Regions from separate parts of the Homo sapiens genome. Here region 1 is linked to region 2. A link is an interaction called in ENCODE POLR2A ChIA-PET data of the cell type or tissue named here. Cell type or tissue: K562. All regions are shown on one strand. Links, peaks and the distances in the headings refer to the core of each region. The heading gives the core; the rest is flanking DNA.

Region 1 (12,610 bases), core at 4,049-9,048, 130 kb after region 2:
TTGGGTACCATGCTCACTGTTTGGGTGGTAGGTTCAATAGAAGCCCAAACCTCGGCATCACACAATATCCCCATGTAACAACCTGCACGTGTACCCCCTGATTCTAAAATAGTTGAAAATTTTTTAAAGGTTGAAAAATTAAGGATAAATAAATAATTGATGAAAATTTTTTAAAAATTTATTTTGGGCCAGACACGGTGGCTCACGCCTGTAATCCCAGCATTTTGGGAGGCCGAGGTGGGCAGATCACTTGAGGCCAGAAATTCGAGACCAGCCTGGCCACCATGGCAAAACCCCATCTCCACTAAAAATATAAAAATTAGCCAGGCATGGTGGTGGGCACCTGTAGTCCCAGCTACTCGGGAGGTTGAGGCAGGAGAATAGATTGAACCCGGGAGGCGGAGGTTGCAGTGAGCCGAGATAGCTCCACTGTACTCCAGTCTGAGCAACAGAGAGAGACTCAGCCTCAAAAACAAAAAAATTATTTTGATAACAGCCTTGTTGATAGGAGGGGAGAGGAGGGATGCTGTGAGCCAGGCAGGCTGAGGTTCATGTACAGAAGTCCTGGATGCCTTTCTAGGAAAAGCAGGGACTCTGGAGGTGGGCGTGCATGGTGGCAGGTGGCCTGCTTTGGGGGATCACATCCTGCAGGGCTCCTGGGCTTGACAAGAACACAGGCCTCAAGGAGAGGCATGGTAATTTGCCTTTGGAAAGGACTTGGACGGAAGCCTCTAACTCTGTTCTGGTATGAACTGTAGGAATTATGCATGCCCTGGCTCTGAGACTGGTGGCTTCTCCATGTCTCTGAGGAGCAAGGTCTCACGTTTCCTTGTTTGTTCTGTTGTTTCCTTCATTATCTCCTGATGACCTTCTGCTGCTGTGAAAATGTGTCTGGCTGGGGATAGGAGGGTCCAGCAGTCACACTGGATGCCAGAGTCTGCCCACCCTGGCTTCGTCCGCTCCCTGACCCCCAGATAATGTTTTATGAGGTGTCTGAGACACAGACATCAGGCAAATATGTACTGGAATTGGAAGCCCAGATTTGCTGCTGCCTGAGCAGTTCATGAACCACATGACTGCCTCCTCTCCATCAAGATTTTCTTTCAAATCGAGTGTATGACCACTCTCCAAAAGGGAGTGTCTCAATGCAGAACAATGTAATGGGGGATGGTGGAAAATCAGATCAGCCAAGGCCTGTGCCCTGCGGCCCTGTGGCCACAATTTTCCTCTACCCATTCAGAGCACTAAGAGCCACCCCATGAGCATGCCTCTCCCTCATCTTCACGTGGACCAAAGCAGGCGTCACAAAGTGAGTTACGAACCACTAATATGGTTTGTAAATTTATTGTTTTCTCCTTGCTCTTAACTCGGAATTGTCAGGTTCTCCTCCTTTTCCTTCAGGGCCCCATTTTCCTTTGACAGCTCTTCCAGGCCAAGACTGAGAGAGCCCTAGAGGTGGAGGTGCCACCTTGAAACATGGGATAGTTCATGCCCACCCCTTGGCTGAGCAATGGCCAGGGAGAGCGCTCTTGTCACAAGGCATGGTGGGCTAGGGAGGAAAAGGAAACTCAGAAGTGGCGCCAGAACCCTCTTGCAGAGCCTGCCAGGCGCTTTTCACAAACACATCCTCATAAACAGCCACAGATGGCCTCTTTCACGGAGCATGCCCAGATAGTCCCCGGGTGACTAATTCCTGCCTTAGCTGTTAAAGCCGATTTCCCCACCATCAGTGAGGAACCTCTCCGCTTCAGTTACCTCCTCCCAGCGCCAATAAAGTGCACATGGCAGCTCTGAGCTCAGGCACGCGCTCTCATGGGGTTGCTCCAATTTCCATCCACAGTGATTTTGCTAAGCCAAAATATTTTACTTCCGATTAACCTGAAACAGTTTTTAAGTCTCTCTTTGCATTGAGAGATGCAAGGAAGTCAATGGATGGGTAGGTGGGCAGTTTTGGGCAACAAATACAATCTTGGGTGGGGACTTGAGCTAAGTCTTTAAAGCCCTGTCCTAAGATTTCAATAGTTTCTCATTCAGTCTCTCCTCTTAACTAAAATTTAAGTATCACTTTACAGACAAAATATATTTAAAAGATAATGTCTGTGCCTCACTCATCCCTCCCTGGGTCTTATCACTGTAGTGTAGTGTAGTGTAGACTTCCAACTACCCCGGGATCTTTTTGTTGCACGTTGGAAGATCTGATAAACAAGATAATCTTCCCTGCCTCCATGGACAGCCCATGATGGGAGGCTGCCTTGAGTCAGTACAAATGTCCCAGCCCCTCTGTCCTCATGGGAGCTAACTCCAAAGAGTGTGTTCTATGCCCAGAAGTGATGCAGGGCAGGTGAGCCCCAAATTGGAGCTTATCCTGGGAGAATTCTTGGCTTCTCCCAGCAAAGAATTTGAGGGCGAGCCGGTGGTGTTGGACAGCAACTTTTCTTGAAGCGGCTGTGTGCAGCAGCAGGGGGACTGCTCCTCGCAGAGCGGAGCCACCCCACAGGCTGTGTGCCTGGAGGAGCAGCTCAGGACAGTTCTGCAGCCACGTTTATCCCACCTGTAATTATATGCAAATTAAAGGACATCTCTATGCAGACATCTCTAGGATGAGGGTGGTAACTTCAGGGTCATCAGATCATTGCCATGGAAAGGGACTGTAACGTCCCAGTGTTGCCATGGCAACAGTAAACTGACGCGGCTCACTAGTGGGCGTGTCTTATGGAAAGCTACATCTGCGCAGTTCCTGTTTCAGACAGTCCTCAGTTTGTTCTGGCGTCCTAGTCCCGCTTCTGGAGTCAGGTTGCACCTCCTGCCTCAGAAGGATCAAGTTCCAGTTGCCCACATTGGTAATTAGCTTGATAATCCATCCTTTACTGTTACCTCCTGCAATCCTCTTATTCATTATGATGACTATTTTTTGAGAGAGGGTCTAGCTGTCACCCAGGCTGGAGTGCAGTGGCATGACTGTAGCTCACTGTGGCCTTGACCTTTCCAGGCTCAAGTGATCCACCCACTTCAGCCTCTCAAGCAGCTGGGACTACAGCTGCATGCCACCACACAGGGCTATTTTTTTTTTAATTTTCTGTCCAGATGGAATCTCACTATGTTGCCCAGGCTTGTCTCCAACTCCTGGGCTTAAGTGATCTGCCACTTCAGCCTCTCAAAGTGCTGGGAGTACAGGCGTGAGCCATCACACCCAGCCTTTCTATTCACTTTTTTTTTTTTTTTAAGAGACAGGGTCTCACTCTGTTTCCCAGGCTGGAGTTCAGTGGCACAATCATAGCTCTTGGCACAAACTCTTGTGCTCAAGCAGTCCTTCCACCTCGATCTCCCATGTAGCTGGGACTACAGGTGTGCACCACCACCTGGCTAATTTTTTTAGAATTTTTTTTTTGTAGAGATGGGGTCTTTCTATGTTGTCCAGGATGGTCTCGAATTCTTGGCTCAAGCAATCCTCCCACCTCAGCCTCCCAAAGCTTTGGGATTACAGGCATGAGCCACTGCACCTGGCCCCATCTCACTCTTCTATTCCCTTACCTGTGTTTCCTGGGATCACCTTCCAGATACTTTTTTTTTTTTTTCTGAGACAGAGTCTTGCTCTGTTGCTCAGGCTGGGGTACAGTGGTGCGATCTCAGCTCACTGCAACCTCTGCCTCCTGGGTTCTGAGATTACAGGCGCCTGCCACCACACCCAGCTAATTTTTGTATTTTTAGTAGAGGCAGGATTTCACCATTTTGGTAAGGCTCGTCTTGAACTCCTGACCTCAAGCAATCCACCTGCCTTGGCCTCCCGAAGTGCTGGGATTACAGGTGTGAGCCATTGCGCCTGGGCCCAGATACATTTTTTATTCATGAATTTTTGTTTCAGGATCTGTTTCTTAGAGAATGAGAGAGAAAAATGGCATCAGGAGTCATGGAGCCTCCAGGCTGGGTCTTGCTCTGGTGAGAAAGCACAGGACCGGGGTGGATTTCTGAAATCCAGGCAGTGCTCCGCACCAGGCGCGTAACAGACAGGTCTCCATGGAAAATAGTTCAAATGTTGGGCTTAAGGTTCAGCAAATTACATACAAAGTCTTCTTAAGGCCCCTTATGGAATTTGCTTTATGAGACGGGAAGATCTTTGCTCTGAAGGAGTGAACCGTGTGACTCCAGTCACCTTGCTGAGGGGATGTACTCCTCACGATTTATGGGACCTGATCTGTTTTTCATGGCATCAGGGCAGAGGAGCCATAAGGGGAAGTCCTGTGTGCTGACAGACCAAGCACACCCACTGGTGAGGCTCAGCCAAGTGCTTAACTTTAACCACTGATTAAATTTCCTTCTGTCACCTGCTCGTTGAGGCTCTGCTCTGTGCATTGCACTGTGTGGATCATAGAGGAGAAAAGGGAGATGAGACAAAGGACCAGCCCTGCAAGGGCTTATCATTTTCTGGAGTCTGAGAAAATTCTGGGAGCAAAATGCTTAACTGGAAGTCAGAAAACTTGAGATCTTGTACCTTGTCTTTTGCTGCATGATTTTAAGAAAGTTACTCCCCCTCTCTGAGTCATAAATTTCCATATGAAAAAGGAGGTGAGAGGATAGATGAACTCTAATTTCTCTCCCAACTCTGATTTCCTAGTCTTATATTTTGAAGGAACATTTAACTTTGTTCCTGAAGTTTTGGTAATTTGAGTCTGTAAGATAAATGTAATGCACAGATTACCAGGGGAAAAAGGTGTAAACATTTTATTAGCATTCATATGGGCTTGGGAGTCATACAAAATATAAAGACTCAAACAAATGTCAAGATGGTTGATGCTTTTAGCCCTCTTGAATATACAGAAAATAGGGGCTTGGATCATGGCAAAAAGGATACGGGAGAGAGAGAAGAGGAGAAGAGGCCTGGTTAGCAGAGGCAGTCTTGGTACACAGCTGGAGCCTCTCAGGTGGCAGCCCTCAAAGGGGGTGGGTGGCAGCTTCTGGTAAATGTTTCTCTGCAAGACCTTTAAAGGTGTCAGCCTCTCAGTTAATCTTTCCTGGACCTTGACAAGGAGGACTTCGGAGAAAGCCTTTCACATCTGTTGTTTACTTCCCTTTATTTCCTCTGCAGGTGCAAATCTGCCCCACAAAAGACAGCTTTGCAGGGCTCCTTGTGTTTGCAGGCCCTCTGAACAGCCAGCTCAGAATATGCCTAAGACACATATTTTGGGGTGAAGTATTTTGGTTTTGTGATATCACATAATTCAAACTTAAAATAATTTAAACTTAAAGTTATTGGAATTTTACCTTATTCTGAGCCTTGTGAGGAACATGGCTATGCAGCAGAGTCACGTGGAATGCAGCTGCGGCTTCCGCTTTTTTCTGCTCGTAAATAATTATAACCCAACAGTGTCAAGACCCCCTTAGGTCACTAACCCTCTTCCTGGAGTGGAGTCATCTTCCTTGGAATGGAACAATATGTGACTGATCAGTTTGCTCCAGCTCTGCCCTGTTATCCTGTGGAAAGTGTCCTGATCTCACCGATGTTTCTGTCTCTGGCTTTAGAAGTGAAACAAACACCAGCTCTCCCTATTCATTTGGGGTCGGCGTCTCCCAGACGGGCATCCTCAAGCTGTGTGCCCAAATAAACTCCACCCTTAATCATATCTTCTGAACTTCATTCTTTAAGGTTGGCAGTTGCCTTTAATCTCTTAGCAACATTTTGTATATTCTGGATTCTAGAGATGAGGCCTCAACATAAAGTTTAAAAGGTAGTAAAAAAAGCTTTTATATTTGTATTCTATGACACAGTCACTGAGGTAACATATTTAAGGTTTATATGATTTTAAATATAGGTACCCTAATATTAAATATTATCATCATTCACAGATAAGTTGATCAAAATCTGTTGATGGGTATTTAGATTTTTCTAATTGTTTTACTATTACTTCACTGCAATAAACATCCAATTGGATATATATTTAATTAATTAGTTAAGTAATTAATTTGTTTATTTTAGAGATGGGGTCTTGCTATGTTGCCCAGCTTGATTCACACTCCTGGGCTCAAGCAATCCTCCAACCTCAGCCTCCTCTGAGGAGCTGGGGCTATGGGTGCTCACCACCATGCCTGGGCTTTTTTTTTTTCTTTTTTTTTTTTTTTTTTTTTTTGAGACATAATCTCACTCTGTAGCCCAGGCTGGAGTGCAGTGGCGCAATCTCGGCTCACTGCAACCTCCGCCCCCCAGGTTCAAGTGATTCTCCTGCCTCAGCCTCCCGAATAGCTGGGATTACAAGTGGGTGCCACCAGGCCGGGCTAATTTTTGTCGTTTTCGTAGAGATGAGGTTTCACCATATTGGCCAGGCTGGTCTCCAACTACTGACCTCAAGTGATCTGCCCACCTCGGCTTCCCAAAGTGCTGAGATTACAGGCACCCACCATCAAGCCCAGCTAATTTTTGTATTTTTAGTAGAGATAGTGTTTCACCTTATTAGCCAGGCTGGTCTCAAACTCCTGACCCCAGGTGATCTGCCTGCCTCGGCCTCCCAAAGTGCTGGGATTACAGGCGTGAGCCACTGTGGCTGGCCAGCCTGGCATATTTTTGCACTTGGTGTTTCTACGGGGTGAAATAGCTATAGATGGGAATGCTAGGCCAAAGGATAAACTTTAAAATATTAACAGATCCAGCCAAATTGCTGTTCAGGGATGCCTTTAGTGAGAAAGAAACAAAAAAACAAAACAAAACAAAAAACCATTTTATGTGAGAAATGTGAGCCCCTTTAAATGTTTAGACCCAGAGAGGAATTTAAAATGCAACAGCCATCACCCCTGGAGCTAAGTAATTATCTCTTGAAGCCACTTCCTCTATGGGCTCTAAACTAACTGACACCCCATAGCCATAAAATGCCCTAGGAGGACACCTTAACTCATACCCTATAGGTCAACAATGTAGAGTCAATCTCTAATTAATGTTATCTCTCTAAACCAGTGAGAACTCCTGTCAAACAACTTTGTACCAGCCCACCCCCTGTTCCCCTTGACTTCAAAAACCTTGTGAAAGAGGCAGACCAAACACTCCCCAAGGCACCTGGGAAGTGTGTCCCGGGCAGGTGTCCTCACGTTGGCTCCAGTAAATTCTTTAAATACTATTTTGGGGCGGGGTGCTGTGACCCACGCCCATAATCCCAGCATTTTGGGAGGCCAAGGTGTGTGAATCACCTGAGGTAAGGGACTTGAGACCAGCCTGTCCAACCTGGTGAAACCCCATCTCTACTAAAAATACAAAAATCAGCCTGGTGTGGTGGCAGGTGCCTGTAATCCCAGCTACTCGGGAGGCTGAGGCAGGAGAATCGCTTGAACCCAGGAGGTGGAGGTTGCAGTGAACCAAGATCACGCCATTGCACTCCAGCCTAGGCGACAAGAGTGAAATTCCATCTCATATAAATAAATATTATTTTGCACCCCAGCTTCTTCCTTTCAGGTTGACTTTAGTTACCATATCTTTGTTTACAATGACAGATTTAAAGAAGGTAAAACATAATCTGATATATGAAACATAGCATTGGATTGTGTTTTAATTTTATATCTTCCAATGTGCGTGCCATTCACCATAATTTTTGGTTTTGGCTATTTTATTCTCTCTTCTGTTAATGCCTTTTGTTTTTGATTTGCAAACACGTTTGTGTAGTAAGGCTTCTATGCGTCTGTAAATATTTTACAGCTCTCTCTTTTTTTAATTTTGATTTTTGCTATTCAGAAATTTAAAATTTATAACATAATCAAATTTGTCAGCATTTTTCTTCCTCATTTTTAGTTTTGATGTGAAAACTAATGTCTTTTTTTCTCAGACAATAAATACACTCCCTTATGTTTTTTTCTAGTGCTTTTATGGTTTCTTTTTTGTATTTAAATCTTTCATCATTTAGAAAGTTTATTTTGGAAAAAATAAATAATTCCAGCAGATTTTTTTTTGAAATGTATCAACTTTTGAAGTTTACATTTTATTATCACATCATGCCACTTCTTGGCTCAAAACTCTCTCATGGCTTTATCTCAATTAAAGTGAAAGCCACCTGGCGCAATGGCTCATGCTTGTAATTCCAGCACCTTGGGAGGCTGAGTGGGGCGGATTGCCTGAGCTCAGGAGTTGGAGACCACCCTGGGCAACATGGTGAAACCCTGTCTCTACTACAATACAAAAAAATTAGCCGAGTGTGGTGGCGCACACCTGTAGTCCCAGCTACTGGGGAGGCTGAGGCCTGAGAATTGCTGGAGTCCAGGAGGTGGAGATTGCAGTGAGCTGAGATTGCACCACTGCACTTTGGCTTGGGATACAGGGTGAGACTCTGTCTTAAAAAAATAGTAATAATAAAGTGAAAGCCAATATCCCTGTCATGGCCTGTAAGCTCCTGCCTATCTGGCCCCCACTCTTCTGTTCCCCTTACTCCCTCTAGCCACCTGGCCTCCTTGACATTCCTCAAACACACCAAGCATACTGCCACCCTACCTAAGACCTTAGCACTGCCTTGGATTCTTTCCCTGCAGTTATTGACATAACTTGTTAGCTCATCACCTCCACTGGGTCTTTGCTCACACATCATCCTCTCATTGGAGCCTTCTCCAACCACCTTATATGAAATTTCAACCCTCCCTTCTTTCAGCTCCTCAGACTCCTCAGTCCTCTTTCCTGCGGTATCATTCCCCATCACAGCTGCCACCATCTGACATTTTATGCATTCCAATTATTTATGTGTTTATTGTCTGTCACCCTCCGTTAAAATACAGGCTCCAAGAAGGCAGGAATTTTGTTTTTTTTACTGCTATATCTTTAGCGCCATGTTAGAATAGGACCTGGCACAGAGAATATATTTAATACATATGTGTCATATCTTTATGGTGGCTGTAAATTAATCATATAACTTTTATGAATTCCATTATTTGGTTATATCCTTATTTATTTAACTGGCTTATTTATTTATTTTTAAATTGACAGACAATAATTGTATTTTTTATGTGGTACAATGTGATGTTTGGATACATCGTGTAAAGATTAAAACAAGCTAATCAACATATCCATCACCTCAACAACTTATCATATTTCCTGTAGAGAGAATGTCACAAATCTATTCTTTTTGCGATTTTAAAATATACATGATTGGCCAGGCACAGTGGCTCACGCTTGTAATCCCAGCAACTTGGGAGGACGAGGCAGGCAGATCCTTTGAGCTCAGGAGTTCAAGACCAGCATGGGCAACATGGTGAAACCCACTCTGTACAAAAAATAAAAAAATTAAGTTGGTAGAGCATGTGCCTGTAGCCCCAGCTACTTGTGAGGGCTCAAGTGGAAGGATCACTTGAGCCTGGGAGGTTGAGGCTACAGTGAGCCATGTTTATGCCACTGCACTCCAGCCTGGGTGACAAAGTGAGACCCTGTCTCAAAAAATATATATCTGTATATATACATTAGTCTTAACTGTGGTCATTGTGCAGTGCAGTAGATGACAAACACTTATGCCTGCAGTGTAACTGAAACTTTGTACCCTTTGATCGACATCTCCCCTTTCCCCTTTGATCGACATCTCCCCTTTCCCCTTCCTTCTCCCTTCTCCCAGCCTTGGTAACCACGTTTCTACCTGCTGTTTCTATGAGATTGACTTTCTTTGATTCAATATATGAGTGCAGTAATACAGTATTTGTCTTTCTGTGCTTGGCTTACTTCACTTATGTCCTCCTTCTGTATAACAAAGAAACAATCTACAGAGTAAAGAGACAATCCATGAGTTGGAAGAAAATATTTTTCAATTATACATCTGATAAGGGGCTATTGTCAAAAATATGTAAGAAATTCAAATAATAGCAAGAAAACACATAAGTTGCTGAAAGAATGGACGAATGAAATGAACAGGCATTTCTCAAGAGAAAGCACACAAATAGCCAACAAATGTATGAAAAAATGCTCAACCCCTCTAACCATCACATAATGAAAATGAAAACCTCAGTGAGAGATTTACAACTTGTGCTGTAACCTCAACACCTGTTAGAATGGCTATGATTCAGATGATGAAAGGTAAGTGCTGGCCAGGAAGTGGAGATAAAGAAACACTGACATACCATTGGTGGGAATGTCAATTATTACGGCCATTTTGGACAATAGTATGAAGTTTCCTCAAAAAATTAACAATATAATTGAGCCAGCAATATACTGTGTTCGTCTGTTTCACATTGGTATAAAGAAATACCTGAGGCTCATGGCTAGGCAGGCTGTGCAAGCAGGGCACCAGCATCTGCTTCTGCTCAGAACCTCAGGAAGCTTTCAGTCATGGCAGAGGGAAAGGGGAGCTGGGTGTCACATGGTGGGAGATGGAGCAGCGTGGGAGGCGCCACACTCTTTTACACAACCAGGTCATGTGAACTAATAGAGCCAGAACTCATGCATTACTGTGGGGAGGGCCCCAAGCTGTTCATGAGGGATTCGCCCCAAACATCTCCCACCAGCCCCCACCTCCAACATTGGGGATCACATTTCAACATGAGATTTGGAGAAGACAAATATCCACACTGTATCTCCCACTCCTGAGTACATATCCAAATGAATTGAAATGGATATGCCTGAGAGATATCTGCACTGCCTTTTTCATTTCAACGTTATTCAAAATAGTCAATGTATGGAATCAACCTAAGTGTCCAACAGTGGATGAATGTATAAACAAAATGTGGCATATACACACAATGGAATACTATACAGCCTTAAAAAGAAGGAAATTATGTCATTTGTGATGATGCAGATGAACCTAGGGAGATACATATTAGGTTTTCTAAATTACTAACCTGATGGCCCAACTGTATTAACAACAATGCAGTTTTCCTCAGTGAATTGAAATGCCGCTTATACTATATACTAAATGACCAGCTCTGATTGCCTATTTCTGCACTCCATATTTTGCCAGTTTGACTATAATGTGTCTGGGTTTGGCCCATTTTGAATTTATTCTATTAGGAGTTTTTTGAATTTCACAGTGCTTAATGATTTCCACCAAATATGGGAGGTTTTTGACCATTCTTTTTGCAAAGCTATTTTAGCTTCTTTCTCTTGTCTCCTCTCCTCCTGTGACTCATGTTTATTTGGCTTGCACGATGGTGCCCTACAGGTCTCTGAAGCTCTGTTCATGTTTCATAGTTCTTTTTTCTCTTTCTTGACTGAACAATCTCAATTAATGCATCTTCAAGTTTTCTGATTCTTTTTTTTAAACTAAAATCTGCTGTTTGATCTCCATTGATTTTTTTAAAAAATATTGTTTCTTTCACCTTCAGAGTTTCCATTAGTGTTTTAAGTATTGTATATCTCTTTATTAATATTCTCCATTTGGTGTTCATTGTTTTCATACTTTACATACTTGTAAAAGCCGATTACAGTCTTTCTAGTAAAGACAACATCTGGGGTCCCTCAAACAGTTTCTGATGACTGTGTGCATGTGTGTGTATGTGTGTGTGCATGTGTGTGCATGTGTGTGCACGTGTGTGTGCATGTGTGTATGCATGTGTGCGTGTGTGTGTGTGTATCATACTTTCTTGTTTCTTAGCATCTTTCAGAAGTTTTTGTTAAAAATTGGACATTTAAAATAATATAACTTGAAAGCTTTGGAAACGAGTCACTCCCTCTCCCTAGGATCTGTTGTTGCTATTTGCTGTTTAGTGACTTTTCTGGACTAACTTTGTGAGGTCCTTGTTTCTTGTAAAATACAGTGAAACCATTGACATCTATGCTTGGTTGGCTCAGTGGTCAGCAAATGATTGAACAAATCCCTTGGATGTCTTGAACCAGTGAGCCTTCCACACCTTGCCGAGGGCTCTCTCTCTCTCTCTCTCTGTGTCCAGTGAGCCTTCTACACCTCACTGAGAGCTTTCTCTCTGTGTTTGGGTGTGATGACTCCAGTGAGCCTTCCACACCTTGCCAAGAGCTTTGTCTGTTTTGGGATGTGATGACTCCAGTGGGCCTTGTATACCTCGCTGAGGGCTCTCTCTCTCTCTCTCTCTGTGTCCAGTGAGCCTTCTACACCTCACTGAGAGCTTTCTCTCTGTGTTTGGGTGTGATGACTCCAGTGAGCCTTCCACACCTTGCCAAGAGCTTTGTCTGTTTTGGGATGTGATGACTCCAGTGGGCCTTGTATACCTCGCTGAGGGCTCTCACTCTCTGTGTTGGGGTGGGATGCCTCCAGTGAGCCTTCTGCACCTTGCCAAAGGTGCTCTCCCTCTATGTTGGGGTGTCGTGCCTCTAGTGAGCCTTCTACACCTTGCCGAGGGCTCTCTCTCTGTCTTTCTGTGTCAGGGTGTGATGTCTCCAGTGAGTGTTCTACACTTTGCCAAGGGCTCGCTCTCCTCTGTGATGGGGTGTGATGCCTCCAATGAGCCTTATACACCTCACCGAGGGCTCTCTCTGTCTCTGTGTTGGGGTGTGATATCTCCAGTGAGCCTTCTTCACCTTGCTGAGGGCTCTCTCTCTCTCTGTGTTGGGGTCTGATGCTTCCGGTGAGCCTTCTACACCTCACCGAGAGCTCTCTGTCTCTGTGTTGGGGTGTGATGCCTCCAGTGAGCCTTCTACACCTCACCAAGGGCTCTCTCTCCTCTGTGTTGGGTATGATGTCTCCAGTGAGTCTTCTAC
Region 2 (12,610 bases), core at 4,590-9,589:
CTGGAGTAAAGAGGCTCTTAAATTAAACATAAATGTGGTGGTACACTTTATTACAGGTTTTACACAAAAATGAATTAACCCAGTGTTACATTGGTGGTCTCTGCTGTGTTAAATGTTTTAGTTTAGAGGGTTTTATATTTGGTTACAGATTTCCGTATGGTTGTATATTTATTGTAGCTTTAAATAGTTGAAATATTGCTTTTGATATGAAATTTAAATCAGACTTTATCTTTTTTCTGAGGTTGGTTGGAAGACATGAAGCTGAGCTGTTTCGTATTTTGTTGGGCATTTACTCAGAGTAGGCAGCTGCCAATAAGAATCAAGGGTATTAGAAGACACCCAAAAGGCCCTCAGTTTTGGCCATGACAGTGTAACTAGTACTAGACTTTCATTCCCACAGAAAACTACTATTAAATTAGACAAACATGAAGCAGGTGTTTTCAGACACTGAACATTACACAGTGCAGAACTGTGATTGTTGAGAGAAAGGAAACACACAAAATGAGCCTCAAGGTGTTACAGAACAGAGATATACAGGAAAGGACTCCCAATCCAGACCCCAAGAGAGGGTTCTTGGATCTCGCACAAGAAAGAATTTAGGGCAAGTCCGCAGTGCAGAGTGAAAGCAGGTTTATTAAGAAAGTGAAGGAATAAAAGAATGGGTTACGAGTACATAGACAGAGCAGCCCTGAGGGCTGCTAGCTGCCCATTTTTATGGTTATTTCTTGATGGTATGCTAAATAAGGGGTGGATTATTCATGCCTTCCCTTTTTAGACCACATAGGGTAACTTCCTGATGTTGCCATGGCATTTGTAAGCTGTCTTAGCGCTGATGGGAGTGTAGTAGTGAGGACGACCAGAGGTCACTCTTGTGGCCATCTTGGTTTTGGTAGGATTTAGCCGTCTTCTTTACTGCAATCTGTTTTATAGGCAAGGTCTTTATGACCTGTACTTTGTGCCGACCTCCTGTCTCATCCTGTGACTTAGAATGCCTTAACCATCTGGGAATGCAGCCCAGTAGGTTTCAGTCTCATTTTACCCAGCTCCTATTCAAGATGGAGTTGTTCTGGTTCACAAACCTCTGACATTTCCCCCTTCCCTTTTATAAGAGAACCCTTAATCCTAAGGGTCGCAGAGGTATGAAGATTCATTTTCTGTAACTTCTTCAGGCTGAATAGGGGTGATGATATTTCTGCCTGTTAGGGTCTATTGTGTTCAGGGTAGAGAGGAGCTCAGTTAGAAAACATCAGTATGGTGAGGGCCATTTATGACTCTTGAGTTTTGACAAGAGGTGATATCTGGAAGATTAATAAGTGTTTAAGAAAACATTTAGTAAGCTTTTTTTATATTCCTACACAGAGTATAACAGCAATATATTCCACAAGAGTGAAGCAAAATAAGTAAAGTTATTCCAAGTAAACTAAATTAGAAGGCTTTTCATGAATTGGGCAACTGTTGGAACTAAGCTGGTATGGGGTTGCTAGCTGATTGTAATGTGCCCAGAATTAGAATACTAATCCAGATTTTTACATTGCCCATCCCTCTTGTTTCTTCTGAGCAACAGTCAGACATCACTGGTTGGTTCACCGGAAGAAGAAGAGTTAGCCTGCTTATTGCAGAAACAAACTTCAAAATGACTGATGAGACTAGAATTTAATAACAAGTATACCATAGTTTTTGAAACAAAATATTTCTCTCTCCAGTTTCCCATTTTTGCTAAATGCAAATTATGGTAAGACCAATTTGCTTTATTATACTTGGCCTGATTATTTGTATAAAGTGCAGCAAGAATAATTATTTTTCACATAGGTTCTTTTTAAATTGGCTTTGATGGAATTCTGTTCCATAGAAGGAATTTTAGATAAGGCTTTTAAGGCCAAGCTTATCCATGGGTTTGTACCATCAAATACCTATGAGTTTGGTAAATTTCTTTCCTCTTGAGGTCCCAAGATAACTTGTGGCTTCTGGACCTGTTAGAAAGTGGCATTCTTTACTTACCACAGGTCAGAAACCCTGTACAGGCACTGTTGTAGGCAAGGTATGAGGCCAGTTTCCCATGAGGCTTTTATTGGCTCTACAAGTTAAGTTTAATTTCTTAAGGGAAAACACACCATTCCAGTTAAAGCCTTGGTAAAATGACCAGTTTCTTCAATTGTGTCTTGTTACAAAAGAAAACAGATTTTTATTGCACTTATACAAATAATTATATTGCCATAAGTTAAGCATACTTACAACTAGTTCCTAAATTTTGGAAAAATTAGGTAGAGAAAAATATGTTTCCATTTTTTTTTCACAGCAGTATACTTTACTCAATTGTTATAAGCTGTAAATAGCTTAAAAAAGTTTTTTTTTTGACTCTGAAAAACAAAACAAAGGATTAGCAGTGTTTTAAGCAAAGTTGAAAAGATTACTTCAGTTTCCTATTGGTTCTGTTAATTTCTGTTGTATTTGATATTTGTAAACATTTTAGCTTTTTATGAGAGTTTTGAATGTTGTTTTCTTTATTTTAATATTACAATTTCCAAAGTTATTAGAAAAACTTGTATTTAACACCTGCCAGGGTTTTATAGTTGATTACAAACCATCTTTTAAAGGGGATTAAAACAAGACAGCAATTGCCTGTGGATGATAAAAAGTTTGAGGACAGCCACCATTAAAGCCATAATTGATCAGGAAATTTGGTTACCTATGTGGTACACAGAATTTTACATAACAATTATAATTATTAATAACATACACTAAGTTATATTAGAATTATAGAAGTTTTCCATAACTTTGGAACATATGCCAATAACACATTTATGCAAATATCTAAAGAAAGAAAAACACCATTTTACATTTGATAATGCTTCCTGTATGAATTTTACATCAATTAAGCCAAATTTTACCTTTATTTTAATGTACTATTAATGTTAAATCCAATTTTTATATAAAACCTTATAGACATATTTACCCAATTTTAATGTTTAACCATAAGGAAAGATTCTTATAAACCTTTTATAACTCTTTACATTTTTTGTGAAAGAGCAGAAAAACCCATTGTGCTTTTATTCCAATGTTTAGTGAATAATATTCCTTTAACTTTAGCCAATATGTTCAAACACAGAATCTCTTACAATTAATTTTTATAAACCTTCCACAACTAGTTTAAAAAAATTTTTTTTTCTTACTTAAAACAATCCTTTAACATTTTAGGCAGAAAAAAAACCACATTCCCATGACTTCTTATAATCTTTTTTTTTTTTTAACCAAAAACACATTTTGCTTTTCTTACACACCTTGCATGTAAAACTGTTTCTTCAGTAGTCTTAATTACATGTTATAATGTTAACTCTTAGCAACTTTTATTTTTGGTGAAAACCTTGGTAAATTCGAGATTTTAATTGTGTACTAGTGTGTAGCCTGCCTAGGACACACCAGGCAAAAGTGCAGATAAGAGCTGACTCTCTAGCACAGCTAGGGAGTGTGGCTAATTCCAAATGTCCCCAGGCCTTACTCTTACTTAAGTAAGAGTCATAGTGGCATTTTATGAAGGATTTAGGAGGCCTAAGAACCTTTGGATTGTACATTTCTTGCATAAATTCCCTTTCACAGTTCCTTTCACGACTTACACAGACCATCTGAGTCATTCTTGGACTTTCTGACTTGCCTTAAACATCCCTCCTTTTAAACAACCAGTTATTTTACTTTAGGACAAGAATTTACCATGTGAGATCCCTTCTTATGTAAAATCTCTTTCTTTATAATCTTGTTTGTATAGCTAGGGAGTATGGCTAATTCCACATGTCCCAGCCCTTATCTAGAAGCTAATGACTTTAAAGTAGGTAAATTGAACATTTTTCTTTTTTCTTTTATTTATTTATTTATATTTTTTTTGAGTTGGAACCTTGCTCTGTCACCCAGGCTGAAATGCAATGGTGCAATCTCCACTCACCACAACCTCCACCTCCCGGGTTCAAGCGATTCTCCTGCCTCAGCCTCCCAAGTAGCTGAGATTACAGGCACCTGCCACCAGGCCCAGCTAATTTTTGTATTCTTAGTAGAGACAGGGTTTCACCATGTTGGTCAGGCTGGTCTCGAACTCCTGACCTCAGATGATCCACCTGCCTCAGCCTCCCAAAGTGCTGGGATTACAGGCGTGAGCCACTGGGCCCAGCCAAATTGAACAATTTTCAAAAGTCAGAAAAACAATTTGACCTTAAAGCATTTAGCAAATCTGATATTTGACGTTAATTTAGACCAAATGTCTACATTTTTAAAGACATTTTATTTTACTAATAATTTTTAGAACTGTCATTATTTCCAAAAGATTACTAAAGTCACATGAACAAAAAGGCATTAAAGTTCCTGTTTTTCTGACAAAATATTTAAGTGCCTATTTTTCTAAGCCAGTTAATTAGAGCTCTTTTATCTATAAACATGCAACATATATAAATCCACAGACAGAAGATTCAGCACTTGTAAGATTTTTCATTTGCCATTTTCTCCCTTCCATCCTTCCTTCTTTCCTTCCTTCCTTCCTTCCTTCCTTCCTTCCTTCCTTCCTTCTTTTTTTGAGATGGAGTCTCACGCTATTGCCCAGGCTGTGGTGCAATGGGGCAATCTCATCACACTGCAACCTCCGCCTCCCAGGTTCAAGTGATTCTCCTGCCTCAGCCTCCTGAGTAGCTGGGATTACAGACACCCACCACCATGCCCGGCTAAATTTTGTATTTTTAGTAGAGACAGGTTTAAGCATATTGGCCAGTCTGATCTCGAACTCCTGACCTCGTGATCAACCTGCCTGGGCCTCCCAAAGTACTAGGATTACAGGTGTGAACCACCTTTCTTAACTGGATTACTGGCTTCAGGGTGGAGCCCTTGGAGGAACAGGGCCAGGAAAGCATGCATTTCTAGGGCCAAATAAGCAGCTGAAGGCAAAGACAGATCCCCCAAATTAAGAGTGTCATTTTATACCGGTTCCTGGATCCCCAAAAGGAGGGAAATATTTCGGGAGAAGACAATGCAGTGCTTCTCTCCTGCATTTCATTGCAAGGCAACCCAAAGCCAATCAGCCTATTTTGTAATTAGACTATCCCTTATGGGAGTCTCGTCCCCCAGTGTGGGGTGGGGATGTTTAATCATCTTTCAGGTGGCCAAGAGCATGCTTCTCTGATCCAAGTGTGCAAAGAGTCAAGTATCCTTCCATAACTACTATTAGCCATCCCTTAAAGTATATTTCCTACATAGTTATTACACACCAAAGCTCTCTCATAATGTAAAGTAATTTCTGATACCCCCAAAACTCAAAACTGTCGATAACAATGCAAAACAAAATAGCCTTTGATTTTGAGAGGAATCTATCTGCTTTTAATTAAATTGATTTTAACCGTAGCACTCTTTAATAATGTCCTTTTAAAATTTCTAATGCCAAATAGCTGATATTTCTAGCTTTTGAACTTTACCACAGGTAACCTCCCATGTCCTTAGAGAAAGGAAAATTTAAGACAGTCTGCGAAGCACAAGAGAATAGACAAGGTCACACAGATACTAAACCAGAAATAACTTCCTACATGAAAAATTGAACCCGGACCACCACTGCGAAAGTGCAAAACCCTAGCTACTGAGCTACAGCAAGGGGCAGTCTCCATTTTCTTTCCCAGAAGGAGTCTAGAGTAGTTAATTTTGAGTTTGCAAAGACTTTTATTTAATATGATTTTATTCAGTATGATTTTTTAGAGCTATTACATGAACCCTAAAATTCCTGTCCCTGGAAGGGACAAGGAAGAGACCAAGAAAAGGTATCACCACGTGATTAAAACGTCAAGCTCCCAAGGACATAAAACAAGGTGGAGACTTCATCCAGTTTTTTTGTCTGTTTGTTTGTTTCAGGGACCTGCAGCCAAGTTTGTTATGACCAGCTGCTGGGTCATCTTGAAAAGCGGACTGACAGGTGTTCTAAGCCTGTGTTTTATCCTGAAGTACCCCTTGACACAGAAAAACAAATTCATAGCACCAAACACACTAGGTTAAGACTAGCCTTAGAATTCTTTTTCGCATTAATCAAAACTTTACAGAGGAGATAAATACTGATTTTGTTTTTTTTCCATACATCAACTGTTTGCACAGAGAGAAGCCAGAAATCTGACTGGTAAGAAATTCTTGCCCTTTTGCTGGCGTGCCAGGCTTCTGGATTCCCTTTCCCTGAGCGCCCCTAGTAATCCAGCTTGCGGCACCATCGCCCTGGGGGCCAAGCTGCATCATAAAGGAAAATTATTGTTTTCGTTCTGGCCAGAGCAAAATACATGTGATAAAACATAGACATTAGCCACTCTGCTTAGCATGCAATGTCAAACTGGCAGGGCTTAAATTTGCCCCCAGATGGGTGGACCCCGTCACCTTTAATCCAGCCTCCAAATTGGAGTTTCAACACGTGGTCTCTGGGCAAGATGGTCACCCTGAGTAACAGAACAGATGGGAAAGGGAAAGGAGAGAGAGAAAAGCATTGCCTGGGGCAGGGTGGGGAAGGCGAGAAATGCTTGGGGAGGCCAGAGAAAGACCCACCCATTGCAGCGACACTGAAAAGTTCAGGCGGCTGCTTGTCAGTAGCCAATGGATCTTTTCCAGCAATCCTATTAGTGCTCAAGTTTCCCCTTTTAGGGAGGAAAAAGCTCCCCATGTCCCACAATCCTGTACATGCCTAACCCTGTCACCCACACACAGCCGTCAGCAAACAGTACGAGGCAGATTAATACAAAGAGCATAACCTGCGGTGCCAAACCTGGTTTTAGCCAAGAGGGACTTTACTGAGAGGGGCCTCTAACCCCATACATCTTAGAAGGGACTCTAACCCTCCTAAGTTGGGCCTCTAACCCAAGGTCCGTCAAGCATTCTGCCTTTTATTAAGAGGGGCTTCTAACCCACTCTGTCTTAGGAGAGACTAACTCCCCTAAGTTGGGCCTCTAACCCAATCCCATTCTTTACTTGGGTGCCCCACCCACTTACCCGAAGTCATCCAATCAGTGCCGCAGTCCATTTCCTCCAAGTCGGGGGGGTTTTCTCAGTATCATACGTTCATGGTGGCCAGAAATATGTTGCAGGACGGAGAAATATGTTACAGGAAACGGGTCCCAATCCAGACCCCAAGAGAGGGTTCTTGGATCTCACGCAAGAAAGAATTTAGGTTGAGTCTGCAGTGCAAAGTGAAAGCAAGTTTATTAAGAAAGTAAAGCAATAAAAGAATGGCTACTCCATAGACAGAGCAGCCCTGAGGGCTGCTGGTTGCCCATGTTTATGGTTATTTCTTGATGATATGCTAAAGAAGGGGTGGATTATTCCTGCATCCCCTTTTTAGACCATATAAGGTAACTTCCCAACGTTGCCATGGTATTTGTAAACTGTCATGTTGCTGGTGGGAGTGTAGCAGTGAGGATGGCCAGAGTCACTCTTGTGGCCATCTTGGTTTTGGGAGGATTTAGCCGGCTTCCTTACTGAAACCTGTTTTATCAGCAAGGTCTTTATTACCTGTATCTTGTGCCGACCTCTTATCTCATCCTGTGACTTAGAATGCCGTAACCATCTGGGAATGAAGCCCAGTAGGTTTCAGCCTTATTTTACCCAGCTCCTATTCAAGATGGAGTTGTTCTGGTTCACGTGCCTCTAAAAAGGGGGTCCCAGCTTTCTTTCTTGGGCCGTTTTTTTTGTTTGTTTTTTTGGGGTTTTTTTCTGAAATGCAGAGAGGTAGAAACTCAACAAAAGCATTGATCTCACTAAGCCGAGTATTTAGAGATCAGGGTTGTGGACTGTTGGAGTTTGTGAGGGAGGCCACTGGAGAAGAGGGAGCTGAGCAAGTGGGGGCTGTAGAAATCTGCCTGAAGATTCACTTGAGTCCTTGGCAGATGCTGAGCTCTTGGTTACAGCAACATGTGGCCCTGTCATAGGAACCCTTCCAAACTTCTCAGCCAACACTGTCAGCTCCATTCTGAGCTCCCCAACAGGGTGGACCATGCTGGTTCCTTCCATCCTCCACAGAAATCTAGTTCACTGGGTTCGCCTGGTATGCTTAACCACATATCTGTGCTCTTGGTAGTCGTGCTTCCTGGCAGGAATCTTCTCTGAAGGTCTCATAGTCTTCTTGTCATACCTTTATTTACCAACATTGTATCAGCTATTAATTGCCTTAAAGAGACCTTCCATCACCATTCTGTGTAAAAAAGGATCTCTCTATTCACCTGTCCTGTTTGTTTGTCTTCATTGCATTTGTCATTACCTGACATTAGATAATATAGTTACATATGTTTTGTTTATTATCTATTTCCCCAACTAGAATTAAGTTCCATGAGTCTAGGGACTCTTCTAGTCCCAGGTGTTGTAATGGAGACCAAAGCAAACATTCAGAGGTTGCAGAATACACAAACAAATAAATGTCCTTAGTGCTTAAGCCAGTTTCATTTAGATTTTTTTTCTTCTTTCTACTAAAGGAGCCATCACTGACACAATCAACATAAATTAGCAACCTTCATGCAAAATAGTGTATGTAGATTTGGTGGAAGAGTCTCCTACATAATCCACATATCAGATACATTGGAACTCAGCTCTGACCAAGCTCTCAACTCTGCCTTCCTCTCTTCTCCTCCAACACACTAGAGTCATAGAATCTTAGAGCTAGAAAGAACTTGAAAAAATGTGGAGAATGACTTTCTTGTTTGACAGATGATGACAACAAAGTATTGTGATTTCATTTCAAGCAATGTACCCAGAGTTTCAGACCTGGTGGCAGAACTGGGACCGAGTGCTCTTTCTTCCATAGCACATGGCCCCGTCATCTTCTGGACTTGGTGTTCTTCCTATAGGAATGACCCTAGCTGAGTGCCCTCGGCTGTGAATTCTCTAGCAGGTGCCTGCAGCCAGCATGACCGCCTTCTGAGCCTATGAGGGAGAAAGTGTGGCCAGCACAGAGCCTGCCTAGTGAGAGTGTGACTTACATTTTTCAGCAGGAGGTAAAGGACTGCTGCAGGTAAGACCACCACCTGCTGAGTCTTCTCTTTGACCTCCATGTCCAACCACTCTCTCTCATCCAGTTAATCTGTTATGTAGATGGGCACTCATGGCTTCAAATGAGATATTTTTAAGTTTCCTGACATCTCCTGCATTTCTTGGCACAAAGAATGAATCATATTACTGGGATAATGAACCATTTAATGACTTGTGTGTTGATTTATCAGACGGTGCTAGAGAGGCCAATTTAAAAATATAAAGCCGTAAGTCACCCAGTCAGGGTGTCTGGTAGGCAGAGCGGCCCGGCTCCCTGGCCGGTGATTGCTGTGTTAATCATGATGACGCCAGGCCTGGCAGCAGTGCAAGGACTTAGGCGCTCAGCACTCTTCCCGTATTGAGGTCATTCATGCAAGCAGCAATTATTGTGGCGGGGTTTTTTTTGTTTGTTTTTTTGTTTTGTTTTGTTTTGTTTTCTTTTTCCATCTGCCAGGGGCTGGGAAGAGAAAATAACCTAAAAAGTCAGAATGCCTCCTTCTCATTAGACTAAAGGAGCCTCACCCTGGATCTCCGGGGATTCCTGAGGACAAGTGAAAGGGAAGGAGGCAGCGCTATGCTAGGCCCTGGCTGTGCTGCAAGGCAGCTGGGGACCTGCCGATTGAAGAGTCGCTGATACTTTGCAGGTGAAATGGGCCTGGCATTGTTAATCCGTGTTTGGCTGACCTGGTTTACCATGCAAGTTCCCAGCCCCTGTGTTTACACATGGTGTGGATGGATTTCTGCAAAAGGGGACCAAGTACTTGGTGGTTTATTGTAGAAGGAACCTCCTCTGAAAAAACCTCACAGGGAAATTCTCAACTTAAATGGTAGCTAACAGAGGCGCCAGGTGCTTAAGGTGTGCATTGGTGAGGTAGGCACTATTCTGATGAATGGTTGATGGTGAGAAAACTGAGACTCGGGAGTTCATGTAAAATCCCCATAGCTACATGTCTCGGGGGCGGAACTGAGATTTAACTTATGGCAGCCTGACTCTAGAAACTGAGATTTACCCAACATGTGTGTTGCCTCCCTTTCTAGAAAAGGAGTTCCACCCAAAGGGAATAAGTCACATCTACTTTTCTAACAGAAATCCCAGTGTCAAAATAGCTATGCTGGTGTTCCCAATCCGCTTTTCAAAAGAGGAACAGCCACCATTAACCTTTCTGGTCAGTGAATGAAAGATAAGGAAGTGAGTGAAAGCAAAGTGTTAGCAAGGCCCGACTGTGAGCCGGACACTGTTACACACTAAATGCATCATCTCATTCAAAGGAGAGAACATCTTCATTAACAAATGTGACACCGTCTTCATTAACAAATGTGACACCCTTGCCTGCTGAGCACCCCCTCCCGCCCTGACCCCCAGCTCCTCAGTCAGATTCTGTCTGCCACACTCCAGTGAAACTGCTCATGTCAAAGTCACCAGGGGCTTCCACGTTGCTGCTTCCAGTGAACCATTTAGGACTTCATCTTGTTTGATCTCTCATCAGCATGGCACAGTTGTCCATGTTTTCCTTCTGAAAAGTGCTGCTCTTTTGACCTTTTTTTTTCCTCTCTTTTTTTGAGATGGAGTCTCACTCTGTCGCCCAGGCTGGAGTGCAATGGTGCAAACTTGGCTCGCTGCAACCTCCGCCTCCCAGGTTCAAGTGATTCTCCCACCTCAGCCTCACGAGTAGCTGGGATTATAGGCACCTGCCACCACACCTGGCTAATTTTTGTATTTTTAGTAGAGATGGGGTTTCATCATGTTGGCGAGGCTGGTCTCAAACTCCTGACTTCAGGTGATCTGCCCGCCTTGCCTCCCAAAGTGACATTATTTCTGACTGATTCTCTTCCTCCTCGCTCCTGCCATCCCTCAGTCCCCTTTGCTGGATTTTCTTCTCCAGACCTTAAAACACTGCAGCTTTGTCCTGGGCCCTGCCTACACAATTGCACCTTATCACCTCATCTAATCCCACAGCTTTCAACAGCATGCATGCTGACAAATGCCAGGGTTGTTTTTCCTTTTTTTTTTTTTTCTCTGAGACGGAGTCTCGCTCTGTTGCCCAGGCTGGAGTGCGGTGGTGCAATCTCAGCTCACTGCAAGCTCCACCTCTGGGGTTCACGCCATTCTTCCTGCCTCAGCCTCCCGAGTAGCTGGGACTACAGGTGCCCGCCACCACGCCCAGCTAATTTTTTTGTATTTTTAGTAGAGATGGGGTTTCACCATGTTGGTCAGGCTGGTCTCAAACTGCTGACCTTGTGATCCACCCGCCTTGGCCTCCCAAAGTGCTGGGATTACAGGCTTGAGCCACTGCGCCTGGCCGACAAATGCCATGTTTATAGCTCAAGGCAGACCTGTCCTCTCAGAGAGGCACACCTGGGGAGGTATCCATACAACTACACAGAGAGCTCCAGGTAGACGTTTCAGAGGCTTTCCACGAAAAACCTAGAAAAAGAAGAACAACGTAAACTCAAAGCAAACAGATAGAAATGAGAAAGATACCATACATTTCTGCTTTTTAAAGATGTTTTCAATTATAAAATTGAAAACAGGTGAACAATGAGAGAACATCAATAAAATTTAAAAGGCAGTTCTTTTTAAAAAAAATCAGTAAAATTGACAAATCTCCTGGTCAATTTCTTTTTATCTTTTTCAAGGCTGACACAATAGAAAAAAAGACACAGATCACCAATGTCCAGATAAAGCAGGAAATATCTCTACAGATCCTTCAGTCATGAAAAGGATGATGCTATATTCATAATGTCTACAACTTAGAAGAAATAGACTAATTCCTAGAAAACTATAAATACTGAAATTCAACTTTTTCTAATTGATTACTACTGGTGTGCAGGAAACCTATTGGTTTGGGAATGTTGTTTTATTTGGCCACCTTACTAAACTCATAGATTCTAACAATTTTTAGCTGATTATTTTTTGTATAAACAATCATGTTTATAATCAGTAGATTAGGTTTTATTTCTTCCTATTGAATACATATTTTTTTTCTTTTTTTTTTTTTTTTTTTTTTTGAGACAGCGTCTCGCTCTGTCACCCAGGCTGGAGTGCAGTGGGACAATCTTGGCTCACTGCAACCTCCACCTCTCGGGTTCAAGCAATTCTCCTGCCTCAGCCTCCTGAGTAGCTGGGATTACAGGTGCGTGCCACCATGCCCGGCTAAGTTTTTTTGTATTTTTTTTTTAGTAGAAATGAGGTTTCACCATGTTGGCCAGGCTGGTCTCAAACTCCTGACCGCAAGTGATCCGCCTGCCTCAGCCTCCCAAAATGCTAGAATTACAGGCATGAGCCACCGCGCCCAGCCTGCCTTCCTTTTGAATATTAATAGAATTTCTTGTTTTCATTTTCTGGAGTTTTCCAGGACCTCTGGAATAATGCTGGATAGTTAAGATGATAGTTACTGTATATTGGGTTTAATAGATTTCTAATGCTGCCACTCTAAGTATGTTATTTATTGTAGGTTTTGAAAGCTACCTTTTATCAAGTTAAGAAAGTTTAAATTTTTTCCTGGATAATAAAATATTGGGGGAGGGGGGGAACAGAATGTGTTTCTGCCTCTTGAGCTGACCACGTGGCATCCCCTTTTCTATATAGTGTATTTTT

Evidence for each region. ChIA-PET counts read pairs that join two places held together with the same protein. Peaks named below come from ENCODE experiments on the same cell type or tissue, not always from the same donor. Only the 100,000 strongest peaks of a DNase experiment are listed, where the experiment ranks them.
Region 1: POLR2A ChIA-PET joins it to region 2 with 5 read pairs; 2 of 35 experiments call an interaction of 5 or more read pairs at or near these places.

The regions. Positions count from the first base shown.
Region 1 is chr19:28,386,558-28,399,167 of GRCh38, reverse strand. No RefSeq gene overlaps it. Among named protein-coding and RNA genes, the nearest start is that of ERVE-5, 210 kb to the left of the region's middle. RefSeq lists a silencer at 7,892-8,128. In K562, for the core only: no CTCF peak of the experiment used is centred there; no DNase peak of the experiment used is centred there.
Region 2 is chr19:28,517,128-28,529,737 of GRCh38, reverse strand. It overlaps the pseudogene LOC100420587. Among named protein-coding and RNA genes, the nearest start is that of ERVE-5, 83 kb to the left of the region's middle. RefSeq lists a silencer at 3,362-3,656. In K562, for the core only: no CTCF peak of the experiment used is centred there; a DNase peak (open chromatin) is centred at 6,997; H3K4me3 peaks cover 955 bases.